3 separate regions of the Mus musculus genome follow, and regions 1 and 2 are each linked to region 3. The links are chromatin loops, found by intact Hi-C in ENCODE. Cell type or tissue: heart. All regions are shown on one strand.

Region 1 (2,500 bases), 52 kb after region 3:
ATGTAATACTGTATTCACCATTTGTGGAACTAAAAATTAATAATTTTATGTGTACAAGTGTTTTGTCTTCATGTATGTCTACATACCATATGTTTTGTTGAAGGAAGCCAGAAGGCCTTGAATCTCCTAACATTTAGTTACTAATGGCTGTGAGCAGGCACGTGAGTACTGGGAATTAAGGTCCTCTGGAAAAGCAGCCGATACTTTTAAATGTCGAGCCATCTCTCCAGTCCAAAATGTTTTGTATTTCATCAGGTTTATAGTTAACTTGGAATCTGGAATATGCATCTGGCTATGTTTGTTTGGATTACCCATAATGTACCCACCCGTCCCAATAGCATAGTAACCAGCATTCAACCCACCATCCACCAGACTGAGAAGTAAACCTTCTTTGGACATTACCTCCAATAGGGTAATGGCGCCAGTGAAATCTCTCTGCGAAAGTAGATCCTCTAGTTTTGGAATCTTCCTCCCTTTCTTCTTTCTTTTGTCAGTGTGCGGTGACTCCCCGCCCACAGCGGGTTTGGCCCTTGAAAGCATCTGTAAAACAAATAGCAAAGACTGTTCTATCAAAAGTCATTTTTAAACTGAGGGTAACAGCTCTCAGTCAGATCTACCCTTACCATCAGACCCTAGGAAGTCTATTCAGATTCTTTTTTTATTGTGCATTTTAGTAAAAGGACCATTACCTACTACTGAAGGGGAACCGAATAGCTACTTCCAACAACTTTATCCATAAGAGACAAACAAACACTCACGCAGCTTCTACTACCTAGGTCTTCCAAGATTCTTTTTTCCAGTTCACAGTCTAGTATCGGGAAATGAAGAAGCAGGAGGGAAGAGAGCATCGAGGTACATAGATTTCTTCGCATCCCTCCCTATTCCCGGTGGAAACACTGGAGGGATAAAGGGATCGCCCTCTAGAGACGCACCTAGATTCTATCCAACAGTGCGTTGAGAACTCTAAACCCAGGTACAAACCTATTCAAAATCCCCCACCCTTACTATTCAGAGCCACTAACCATCTTGGCGTCGGTCCTGTGAGCCCCCGCTGCAGATAGTCTGCAAAGGCTGTGCTTCGGCGAGTTGCCACATCCACACAGCGAGCTCCGTTTCCACGGCAACGCCGCCGGGAGGCTGGTCCTTCTGAGAAAGGGCTCGTCCCAAAACCAATGTCCTAAGCTTCTTGGTTCCGTGTGTTTCCGCAGCTGGAAGAGTAGGTGCTTCTCTCAAGGGAGTTAATCCTTGTTGTTTGTGCTGAGGATGAAAATGGGGCTGTGTCTCTACTTAGGAAAGCAGTTTAAGAAAAGGCGATTTAGAAGTACTATTACAACTAGGAAGTATATTTCAAAAGCAAGTTTCTTGGGAAGGTAATTTTCAAGGACCACTTCCGTTTTGCCTGGGGTGAGGACGACAACAGCTCCGCTTGTCTCGTACATTGTCTCTGTTTTCTGCTCGTTTCTGCTGGTACCTGCTGAAGCAAAGGATAGTTTGGAGGCAGAAGTGATACCAAAATATTTCCTCGAGACAATGTTAATCCCAAAGATGGGAGGAGAAAGACCACCACCCCAAATCATCATGACCAAATTAATTAAAGCAAGCTTTTTTATTCGTGTACACGGACTGCTTCTCTCTAAGGCCAGTTTGGAGAGATCAGCATTGGATGTGAGGAAGACAAGGTTTTTATAGATCATGGGGGTTGCGGGGGTGAAATGGGGAAAATAGGAGGGAGAGGTGTTATAAGAGCAGAATATAACAATAACAAGTTAGTCCTAACTACCTCCTGAAACAGTCATGGTTGCAAGGTGGGCATAACAACAGATAGCCATAACAAGGTAGTTATAAAACCTTTTGAAACAAAGGTAGAGTTGCAAGATGGTTCTAAACAACTTTTAGAAACAATGTCATGATTTGGCATTCTTGGAACGGTCAGTACAGAACCATTTGTAGTTAAGGCTATAGGCGAGGCATAGCTCAATCTGAGAAACAAAAATTTAATCATAAGCAGGAATGAACCTAGTTTGTTTTTACTATAAGGTGACTTCTGTTTGTTTTGTTTTTGCTTTGCTTTGCTTTTTGTTTTATTTTTCAAGATAGGATTTCCCTGTGTAACAGCTCTGGCTATCCTGGAACTCTCTTTGTAGATCAGGCTGGCTGGAACCCACAGAGATCTGCCTGACTCTGCCTCCCAAGTGCTCATGTTAAAGGCATGTGCCACCACACCCAGCTATAAATGGGCTTTTAAAGTCTAGGATGGAAGCAGGCTGGTTCTTCAACACACCTATACACAATTAGAAACTATAAAAATGTGTGTACAATTAAAGCAAGAATGGAGTATTTACTCCAGAGCAGCGTTAATTTAGTTGCAATATATACATATATATATACACATACATATATATATATACACACATACACACACACACATATATATATATATATTTTTTTTTTTTTGCTTTGTTTTTCGAGACAGGGTTTCTCTGTATAGCCCTGGCTATCT
Region 2 (2,500 bases), 79 kb after region 3:
AACTTGCTAGAGTAAACTCTCCCAGCATGTGGGGAAATTCTGGGGGTCAAATTAGTGTCCTGTGTTTTAGCAACTGGTGCCTTTACCTGCTCAATTATCTTCCTGGCCAATAATCCCTTTGCCCCAGTCTCACAAGTGCTGATATTACCGGCATGCCTTCACCACGCCAAGCTTTTAATATTATTTTAGCGTGTGTTTGTCTGAGTGGGTGGGGTCACTCGCACCTCCCTCTTGTGAAGTTTGAAAGCATCGCAGTGCACACTTCTCCTGCACCGTGCCTGCAGATTTTAAAGAAAGGGTTCCCATCTGATCGGTGAGCGCTCCATTCATTTCATTTCTGAGTGCTGAAAGGAAAGCCCCTTTCTTTTTCTAATTTGGGTCTAGTGTTTACTGGCCTGCAAATTAGCTGAGAATACAGATGAGACAAACTAAACACAATTGTGCAAAAGAAGTTTTAAAGTCACAATTTAACAAGGGGAGGAGGCCGAAGAGCGTATAAGGTTTGTGTGTGGTGAGTGTGTTTCACTACGGAGTCTGGAAGGACAATCGGAGTTTTTTTTTAATGCTAATGTTTGGAGCAGCAGAATCTTCCGGAAAGCTCCCTGGGGACACGGATGGCTCTTTAATTTCATCAGCCTTTGCTTTCCTCAAAGGGAAATCTAGTTATTATTTCCTTCTGTCTCTACAGTAACTCTACGGTAAGGTAAGGGTTTACCTTAAAAATCATCTTCATGCCAAGGGGGGAGGGGTGGGGGAAATCTGAAGACATTCTAAGCAGTTGGTTTGAGGCACCAAAATTGGAGATTTTAAGTTAGCAAGGCCAGAAAGGATCAAAGAGTGGGTCTTCAAATAGCTCTGGAGAAGGCTACGTAAGAAACCAGGGAGAGTAACAATCACCGCCCTCTAAGAGGGGCTCGGCACTGGGTAGAAAGTGCGTAATCCTAGATCTGGTGCCGCGGAATCAGGCCCGGAAACAAACTCTCGAGAACCTCGGTCATCCGAGCTCCACCTGTTCCTTCAAGTTATTTCCCCAAGTGCGGAGTTCGGATAATATCCATGTCCTAAGGTGGTGGCGAGCATTGACGACACTCGGCGGAGAGTCCCGCTTACAGGAAGCGCTCACCAGGTCTGCTCTTTCCGGGGCTGGGTGGGGCTGATTTGAGGACGCCTCTAGTGGGCCCCCCAGGATGCGTCACTCTCCTCAGGCTCATCAAAACTCCACCCGAGCCTCACGAACGTCCTTACTTCCTCTCTTCCTGGTAGCAGCCTTGCAGTCCCGAGCTCGGGGGACCTCACGTCTAGCCTGGAACCGAGGGTACCGCGCCGCGGCGGACCTGCCCGCCTAACGTCGCTCGCTTCCCATTCGCTCTCCCGCGCGGCTGACTTTAAATCTGACCCCAGGACCTCGTCGTCGAGGTCGGGCCTCGCGACACCACCGCCGGAGTTGGAAAGCGAAACCGCTCTGCTCTGCGAGCGGCACCGCCCGCGTCCGCCCCTGGGACCGCGCGTAAGTTTCGATTCTCCGTGAAGCCGAGTCCCGCGCAGCGGCCGGAGCAGCGGCAGCCATAGCGCGCCATGACGGATCCCGAGGTATTCTGTTTCATCACCAAGATCCTGTGCGCTCACGGGGGCCGCATGACCCTGGAGGAACTGCTGGGTGAGATCAGCCTCCCCGAAGCGCAACTCTACGAGCTGCTGAAGGCAGCAGGGCCCGATCGCTTTGTGCTATTGGAGACTGGAGACCAGGCCGGGATCACTCGGTCGGTGGTGGCTACTACTCGAGCCCGCGTCTGCCGTCGCAAGTACTGCCAGAGACCCTGCGACAGCCTGCACCTTTGCAAGCTTAATCTGCTCGGCCGGTGCCACTATGCACAGTCCCAGCGGTGAGTGCAGCGGGAATGGGGAAGGTTCTCTAATTGCCTAGTCCGGCGCCGCGGGGCAGCTTCCTAGGGGAGGCGGGAACCGGGTGGATATGGCTCACTCGGCTGCAAACCCCTTCTCCCTCTATCCCTCCTAATCTCTAGACCAGTGGTTCTCAGCCTTCCTAATGCTGCGACCCTTTAATACAGTTCCTCAGGTTTGTGACCCTCAACCATAAAATTATTTTCGTTACTACTCCGTAACTGTAATTTTGCTACTGTTATGAAATGTAATGCAAGTATCTGTGTTTTCCAATGGTCATATTCGACTCCTGTGAAGTTAGACCCCCAGGTTGAAAAATCTGTAGCCAAAGCGCTATTGGAAAGGCGGACAAGGCTGCCTCTCTACCCTTCTCACCTCCCACCAGAATCCTAATTAAAGTACGTTTGCACCAACCAGAGTTTGTAGAAGTTGCAGGCACACCTTTTTCTCCTTGCTACTCTGGTACCTCGAATGTTGCGATCGCCCCAGAATCCTAGCGGTGCTGCCCAGTCTCCTGTGTCTCGGGTGCGCCAACTCCTGGATCGCTGTGACCCTTCACTCCTTGTCTCTCCACCTGGCCAGATAGATAACTAAAGGT
Region 3 (2,500 bases):
AAAAGGAGGAAAAAGCTGAGGTTTCGAAAGGTGCACAGGAAAACCGGCTCGGCGCGGTGTGGTGGGGGCAGCATCGGCCACCCAGGAGGGCCGAGCCGCGCAGCTCCCGCCCCGTCTAGCTGCCCGGCCCCCGCCACCCCACCCCCGGGGCGAGCGAAGTGCAGAGCAGCCCGGGCAGGCGGCGGGTCCGGAGGCGCCCGGGCTGTGGGGCGGCCGGGAGGGAGGGACCCTCTGTACCCGTTGTTCTCCGCACAGCAGCAGCTCCGGGTAGCTGAACTCCACGCAGCTTTCGTCCGTGGGGTCCTTGAGCACCAGCTCCAGGCGAACCGTCTCCTTCGGCGGTCGCGGCGGCGGCTCCGCCCGGGAAGCCGACTCCCGCGGAGGGGGAGTCTGCAGGGGCAGCGGCGGCGGCGGCGGCTCGGGCCGCGGGGGCTCGCGCTGCAGCGCCATGGGCGGCTCGGCGCGGCTGACCTCGCGCTGGGGGAGCGGCTTGTCGCGCGCCGGGGGCTGCGCGTCAGCGCGGGGGGCCGGCTCCGCCCGGGCCGGCTCGCGGTACGGCTGCGGCTCCAGTCGGGGGGGCTCGCGCTCGGCGCCCGCGAAGTCGGCCTCGCGTCGCCTCACCGGTGACAGGCTAATGAACGCGACTCTGCGCGGCTCCGCCATCCCCACTGTTCTGGCCCTCGGCGCTCGCTCGAGCCGGCTCTCGCCTCGACGCCGCACGGCGCGCCTGCCCGCCTCTCCTTCTGCTCTCCGTCACTTTTCTTCCCTCCAGCACCCTCAGCTGTCCCCGCGGACGCCACCGTGAGTGCGGACCGGGTCCCCGTCCCCGCTACTACGTTCTGATGGGCTCCACCGCCATCGCCAGGGTCGCCGCAGCCGCCATGTTGGATCCCCCACATAAATAGAAGCAGGCCGCTGAGCGGGCGCATGCGCACACTCGAGACGCTCGCGTCCACAGTCGTGGCTGTTGCTCAGTTTTCCCCTTTTCCTCTCAACAGTCTGGAGGCCAGACAGCTCGGCGGAAGTGACGTCACAGACAGGCCTGTCTCCGTGGCAACGGGGACGCTCTCTGCTTTGCTTTCAAAGGAGGGGTTTGGGGTTCCCTGAGTGATTTCCTCCTCTCGCCCGGAAACCGAGGCACGCTCGCCGATCCCTTAGGGTGAGCGTCGCGATGTGCCTGGGACCGACACAGTCATGGCGCCGGGTCCCGCCCGACGTTGGCCTCTGGCTCTCGGCGCTGGGGAACAGGGTTGTCAGCTGAGGATTCCAGGCGGACCCAGGGCAGGGGTGAGGGGCTCGCGGCCCGGCGCCGGGCCCGCCGGTCTGTTGTCCCGTCACCTGAGGTGTCCAGGGTAGAAAGGCGAAAACTAAACTCTCCTCAGACCCCTCCCGAAAGCGCTACGCTGCCTCCCACACCGCTGCCTCCCACACCTCTTCCTAGCCGCTTTGCGCATGGCGGTGAGACGTTCAGTGACGCGCCTCAGTTGGGAAATTGAACTGGCAAAGGAACAGTTCTTGAAGACTTGAACGTCTTGGCAGCCTTTGGTGTTATTTTAGGGGACATGCTCCCGGGGGAAGAAAATTCACGGCTCATCTTTGAGTGGGAAGGAGCGTTGCTTAGGCTTCGTTGGAGCATCGTGGGAAACGAACTGGAATTCAGATTTTAACGGACGAGAATTACTAGCCCTTTTCATCTATTCAATAGAAAGGGAATTGAAAGACTCCCTTGCCGCATCCTCAAGGAAACCCAAGCTTGTTAATTGCATCAACTATATTAGATGTTGAAGAGCTGAGTCAAAGAGTCGTCACAGACGTTTTTAATATTTGCTCTTCTATTCCTTTCCAAAGGTGTACCAAATGGTGATGGAATGTTCAACCCAAAAGATTGTGCTAGCTCTAAGCCAGGTGTAGAGATGTATCCCTTTAGTGTCAGGAAGATACAGGCTGTTACATTTCAACATGGTCCACATAGACAACTGCAGGTCAGCTAACACTTCTTTTTTTTTTTTTTTTTTTTTTTTTTTGGTTTTTTGAGACAGGGTTACTCTGTGTAGCCCTGGCTGTCCTGGAACTCACTCTGTAGACCAGGCTGGCCTCTGCCTACCGAGTGCTGGGATTAAAGGCATGCGCCACCACGCCCGGCCAGCTAACACTTCTTAATGGAAGTGGGTGCACTCTGGAGCCAGGCGGATCTCTATGAGTTCAAGGCCAGCCTGGTCTATTTAGTGACTTCTAAGACAGCCAGACCTACATAGTGAGACCCTGTCTGGAAAAAAAAAAAAAAAAAAAACTGGCAGCAGCAACAAGAAAAAAAAAAGAGGAAGATGATGAATTTCTTCCTTACAATGCTGCAATATTTTCTTGACACTATATTTTACCTCCAACATTCCTTCCACTGCTCCTGGTTCTGTTTGGGTCTCCTATTTTTGGATTGAAGTGACCTTTCTGCCCACAGACTCTGTTTCTGCCATCTTAAAATGGGCAATTAAAGTTTTTGGAA

Evidence for each region. Hi-C counts contacts between places; a loop is a spot of excess contacts. Peaks named below come from ENCODE experiments on the same cell type or tissue, not always from the same donor. Only the 100,000 strongest peaks of a DNase experiment are listed, where the experiment ranks them.
Region 1: a loop joins it to region 3, with 6 times the contacts of the local background. A loop is called at or near these places in 10 of 42 quality-filtered maps.
Region 2: it touches region 3 in a loop (8-fold over the local background); 7 of 42 quality-filtered maps call a loop at or near these places.

Annotation. Positions count from the first base shown.
Region 1 is chr6:38,380,116-38,382,615 of GRCm38, reverse strand. It overlaps Ttc26 (tetratricopeptide repeat domain 26), which reads right to left and starts at 1,092. Exons shown (of 18, transcript NM_153600.2): 1 at 1,023-1,092; 2 at 403-540. The coding sequence starts at 1,025. In heart, a CTCF peak has its summit at 939; a DNase peak (open chromatin) is centred at 1,115; H3K4me3 peaks cover 1,830 bases; H3K27ac peaks cover 1,252 bases.
Region 2 is chr6:38,353,298-38,355,797 of GRCm38, reverse strand. Zc3hav1 (zinc finger CCCH type, antiviral 1) reads left to right here and starts at 1,195. Exons shown (of 13, transcript NM_001347122.1): 1 at 1,195-1,883. The coding sequence starts at 1,576. In heart, no CTCF peak of the experiment used is centred here; DNase peaks (open chromatin) are centred at 197 and 1,307; H3K4me3 peaks cover 2,486 bases; H3K27ac peaks cover 1,849 bases; H3K27me3 peaks cover 816 bases.
Region 3 is chr6:38,432,336-38,434,835 of GRCm38, reverse strand. Ubn2 (ubinuclein 2) reads right to left here and starts at 911. Exons shown (of 17, transcript NM_177185.4): 1 at 238-911. The coding sequence starts at 663. In heart, no CTCF peak of the experiment used is centred here; DNase peaks (open chromatin) are centred at 215, 535 and 1,005; H3K4me3 peaks cover 1,990 bases; H3K27ac peaks cover 1,808 bases.